Regions from separate parts of the Homo sapiens genome. Here region 2 is linked to region 1. The links are chromatin loops, found by intact Hi-C in ENCODE. Cell type or tissue: heart right ventricle. All regions are shown on one strand. Links, peaks and the distances in the headings refer to the core of each region. The heading gives the core; the rest is flanking DNA.

Region 1 (2,819 bases), core at 43-2,542:
CTTCATTTTACAGGTGAGAAAACTGAGGTTCAACTGGTTAAATAATGTGCCAGGTAACACAGTCAGTAGGCAGAGGGGACAGGATTTGAACTCAGGCACTCAGGCTCAAGAGCTTCAGTCTTCAACACCGTGCATAATATTGAATAATACGGGAGGTTAATGATGCTTAGCTTTAAGGGTTGCTGTGAAGATTCAAGATGAAGGCACATGAGGCATATGGCTTCTGGTCTCGCTATTCTACAAAAATGGTCACTCTTACTAAGTTTGCCAATGACTTCTGTATTGCCAAACCTAATAAACACTAAGAAGGGAAAACTACGCCATTGGCTATTCCTTCTCAGTTTCTTTTTCTCTTTTAACTGACCTCTAAATGTTGGTGTACTCTGGGCTCTGTCCTTGGTCCTTCTCTTTTCTTTTTCTGGGAGACCTCACACAGTCTTATGGTTTAAGACAGGGGTGTCCAATCTTTTGGCTTCCCTGGAACACATTGGAAGAAGAATAGTCTTGGGCCACAAATAGAATACACTAACACTGGCAATAGCTGATGAGCTAAAAAAAAAATCACAAAAAATCTCATAATGTTTTAAGAAAATTTATAAATTTGTTTTGGGCCGCATTCAAAGCCGTTCTCTGTGGCATGTGACCCTCAGACTGCAAGTTGGACAAGCCTTGGCATAAGATATCATCTGTGTCATGTATTTGTTTGAGGACTCCTATATCGGACAGGATTCAACCAGAAAAAGAGGGCAAGTAAGAATATATATTAAAAGATTTATTGCAAGGCATTTCTTATATGATTCTTACATAGCACAGGCTGTCAGGAAGAGCAGCTCTTGGGCATGGGGTGAACTGCTGTTCATAGGCAAAACTTCTTCTTTCTCAGGGAAGCCTCAGTTCTACTTTTAAGGTCTTGCAATTGATTGAATCAGGATAATCTCCCTTAACTTAAATTCAACTGATTATGAGCTTTAGTCACAGCAATAAAATATTTTCACAGTAACACCTAGATTAATATTTGATTAACTGGGGACTCTAGCCCAGGCAACTTGACTTATAAAATTGGCCCTCAAACTCCCAAACTGACATCTCCAACCTCAACCTCCTGGCTGAGCCTCAGGTTTGAATATCCAGCTGCCTATCAGAGATGACCATTTAGTGCCTCAAACTTGACATTCTTTAAACTGAACTTTTGATTTCCTCCTGCTCCCACTCCAGCCTGCTTGCCTCTGTCTTCCTTATCTTTGTAAGTGGAACTACCACTGCCTTATGGAAAAGACCTAAGAGTCATCTTTGATTTTTCTCTCACTTCTGCTTCTATATGCAAGTACTATGTTCTCCACTTCCCAAGTAGATTTTAGAGACCCAGTTCTCACCATCTCCACTGTCTCCACCATAGCCCAGGCTCCCTCATCTCCAGCCTGGATGACTGCCAGAGCCACTTAACCAGTCTCTCTGCTTTCACTCTTGTCTCACTCTCTTCTTTACTCCACCCAGAGTGATCCTTTTAAAGCATAAACCATTTACCTGATTCTGGTAATTTAAAACTCATCAATGAGTTCCCATTGTTCTTAGATTAAAATGTAAATTTCTCACCTCGGTGGAGTATATAAGTCATGTGCTACATAATGATGTTTCAGTCAAATATGGACCATACATACCATGGTGGTTCCATAAGATTATAATGGAGCTGAAACTTTCCTATTGCCTATTGACCCTGTAGCCATCCTAACGCTGTAGCACGATGAACTACTCACATGTTTGTGGTGATGCTGGTGTAAACAAATGCACAGCTCTGCCAGTCCTATAAAAGTATAGTACATACAATTATGTACAGGAAATAATACTTGATAATGATAATAAATGGCTATGTTACTGGGTTATGTATTTACTGTACTCTAATTTTTACTGTTACTTTAGAATGTGCTTTTTCTACTTATAAAAAATGTAAAACAACCTTATGCAGGTCCTTCAGGAGATATTATGGAAGAAGGCATTTTTTTTTTTTTTTTGAGTCTCACTCGGTCGCCCAGGCTGGAGTGCAGTGGTGCCGATCTCAGTTCACTGCAACCTCCACCTCCTGAATTCAAGTGATTCTCCCACCTCAGTCTCCAGAGTATCCGGGATTACAGGCATGCACCACTGAGCCTAGCTATTTTTTTTGTATTTTTAGTAGAGACAGGGTTTTACCATGTTGGCCAGGCTGGTCTCAAACTCCTGACCTCAAGTGATCTGGCTTCCTCAGCCTCCCAAAATGCTGGGATTACAGGTGTGAGAAGGCATTCTTATAGATGACAGCTCCATGCATGTTGTTGTCCCTGAACACCTTCCTGTGGGACAAGATGTGGAGGTGGAAGACAACGGTATTGATGATCCTAACCTTCTGTAAGCCCAGACTAATGTGTTTGTTTGTGTCTTATTTTTTAACAAAAAGGTTAAAAAGTAAAAAAAAAAAATGCTTATAAAGATATAAAGAATGAACATATTTTTGTATGGCTATACAACGTGTTTGTGTTTTAAATTAAGTGTTATTACAACAGAGTCAAAAAGTTAAAAAAATTAAAAAGTTTATAAAATAAAACAGTACAGTAAGCTAAGGTTAATTTATTATTGAAGAAAGAAAAATATTTTTAATAAATTTGGAATAGCCTAAGTGTACAGTCTTTATAGGCTCTAAAATAATATACAGTAATGTCCTAGGCCTTCACATTCACTCACCACTCACTCACTGACTCACCCAGAGGAACTCCAGTCCTACAAATTCCATTCATGGTTAAGTGCCCTATCCAGGTGTCACACTTTTTAAATCTTTTATACTGTAT
Region 2 (2,819 bases), core at 31-2,530, 50 kb before region 1:
ACCTGGAGCTTTGCCAACATACTAAAATTTATAATTTTTAATGTTAGATGACTAAACTGATTTTTAAGAGATTCCATTATTTGATTTCATACAAACTTCTTCAGTAACTAAAATGAACACAGCTTAGTAACTATCTGGCAAGAATAACTGCTAAACACTTCAACTGATAGGTGCTGTTACTAAAATTGTACTGGTAAGTCACATAATGGCTTTAAATACTGTCCTAAGGTTTGATTTAGTACTCATGTATATATATAACTTGTGGCTCTGTTAAAATCTAGGCCATTCTTTGAAGTATATCCTATCTTTCAAACTCCTGTCCTTTCAAACTGAAGAAATGGTCTTCTGAACAATAAGGAAGAACTCACTGATAGTTAACCATACATAGTTCTCTTATTTTAAATCCCCAAATATTCAGAAGTATTTCACCTACAAAAAAATACAGCATTTGAGGGCTGGGCGCATGGCTCACACATGTAATCCCAGAGCTTTGGGAGGAGACAAGAGGATGGTTTGAGGCCAGTTTGACATCAGCCTGGGCAACATAGCCAGACACCACTTTACAAAAAATTTGTTTAAAAAATTAGCCAGGTGTGGTGGGGCATGCATGTAGTCCTGGCTACTCGGGAGGCTGAGGTGGGAAAACTGTGTGAGCATAGGAGTTCAGGGCTACAGTGAATATGATCAGGCCACTGCACTCTAGCCTGGGCAACAGAGTGAGACCCTGTCTCAAAAAAGAAAAAAAATTGGCATTTGAGTCTCACAATTAATACCTGTCAGGCCTACACGTGGAAAACTGTACAATGTAGGTAGGCTTGTTAGAAGAATCCAACTTAAATAAAAGGACTGATCACCAGAACAATAATAACAAAAGCTCTTAATGACATTGAACTGTTTAAAAGGTATGTAAGATATAGGCTGAGTAATTATTATTTTCTTATTTTAAAATACAAGAGTAGAAAATAATTTCCTCTTAAAACATTAATAACTACCAAGTGAAGCCTTTAGAACTGCTTTCTAACCAAAAGGGAAAATCACTCAGAAAAGCTCTTAGTGCGGTGAAAGAGAAAAGCTAGTTGAGTCAGGTTAACGTGGACCTTCAAAATGGGCATTAAAAGAAGAAAAAGAAAAGCAACCCATGCAATAATACACTAAACAATTCTACCTCCACAATAAAAAAAACACACACACATATATATAAAGGAAAGCAGGCATGGCAATGTTAATATCACTCCGAATAGAATGTAAAAGAAATTTTAAAAGATAAAAATATGTCATATTGGTGTATTAGTATATGCCACAAAGAAAATAAGATAAAACCAAACTGTATGCAACTAGAGTGAAAAACTTATGCAACAAAACTATTAAAAAATAAAGAACATTATATGTAAAATAAAAAACATGCCCCTTACCTCACAGTACATTTTAAAATTAACTCGAAATGGATCACAGACCTAAGTTTAAAATGATGAAACTATAAAACATCTAGGAAAAAAACATCTGGAAAAAAATCTTTTAACTTTGCGTTAGGCACAGACTTCTTATATGGACATCAAAAGAAGCACAAATCATTAAAGAAAAAAACTGAAAAACTGGACCTTATCAAAACTAAAAACTTCTACTCTGAAAGAAACTGCTAACACAATGAAAGAAACTGAGAAGAAAATGAAAGCCATAGACTGAGAACAAATATTTACAAATCATTACCTGCAAAAGTGCTTACAGTCAGGAATAAAATCAAGTAATTCAGTAAGAGATTTAACAGATAGTGATACATAGACGCAAATAAACACACAGAATTCTGCAAATCATTTGTCATCAGGGAAATGCAAAGTAGATCCATTATAAGATACTACTGCCCATCTATTAAATGGCTAGAATTAAAAAGACTGACCAACAAACAGCCAACCGCTGAACTGGAAATCTCTTACACTGCTGGTGGGAATTAAAAATGGTACAGGCATTTTAGAAAGCAGTTTGTCAGTTTCTTACAGAGTTAAACATAACACTGCCACACAGCCCTATCTCACTTGTAGGTACTGACCCAAGAGAAATGAACAGACATGTCCACAGAAAGACTTGTTCATGAATGTTTATAATAGCTATACTTATTCATAGCTAAAAACTGGGAACAACCCAAATGTCCATCAACTAGTGGAAGCAAACTGTGGTACAACTATATAATAGAATACTATTCTGCAGTAAAAAGCCACCACCTGGGTAAATCTCAAAAGCATTATGCTAATTGAAAAAGCTAAGCACAAAAGGCTTTTATTTTTGACGTTAAAAAAATTATCCCCCTCGTTAAGCAAACACTTTTATGATATTCTAGAAAAGGCAAAATGAGAGGAACAGAAATGAGATCAGTGGTTTCCAAGGGGTAGAGGAGAGGGAAGAAAGTGACTTCAAGGGGTGTGGGGGAATTCTTGGAATAACAAAAACTGTTCAATATCCCTTTTCTTTTTTTCTTTTGAGATAGTGTCTTGCTCTGTCACCAAGGCTGGAGTGCAGTGGCACGATCATAGCTCACTGTAGCCTTGAACTCCTGGGTTCAAACAGTCCTCCTGCTTCAGCCTCCCTAGCAGCTGGGACTACAGGCACATGCCACCATGCACAGCTAAATTTTTTAAATTTTTTAAAATTTTTTTGTTGAGACAGGGTCTTGCTATGTTGCACAAACTGGTCTTGAACTCCTAGCCTCAAGGAATCCTCCCACTTCAGGCTTCCAAAGTACGGGGATTATAAGCATGAACCACTAGGCCCAGCCAATATCCTGACTATGGTAGTGTTTAAATGACTTTATACATCTGCCAAAAGTC

The links. A loop is a pair of places that touch in the nucleus more often than their neighbours do. Peaks named below come from ENCODE experiments on the same cell type or tissue, not always from the same donor. Only the 100,000 strongest peaks of a DNase experiment are listed, where the experiment ranks them.
Region 2: a loop joins it to region 1, with 2.2 times the contacts of the local background. A loop is called at or near these places in 9 of 110 quality-filtered maps.

The regions. Positions count from the first base shown.
Region 1 is chr3:140,903,324-140,906,142 of GRCh38, reverse strand. No RefSeq gene overlaps it. Among named protein-coding and RNA genes, the nearest start is that of SLC25A36, 37 kb to the left of the region's middle. In heart right ventricle, for the core only: no CTCF peak of the experiment used is centred there; no DNase peak of the experiment used is centred there.
Region 2 is chr3:140,953,623-140,956,441 of GRCh38, reverse strand. The region is part of intron 1 of SLC25A36 (solute carrier family 25 member 36); the gene reads right to left. Among named protein-coding and RNA genes, the nearest start is that of SLC25A36, 13 kb to the right of the region's middle. In heart right ventricle, for the core only: no CTCF peak of the experiment used is centred there; no DNase peak of the experiment used is centred there; H3K27ac peaks cover 1,074 bases.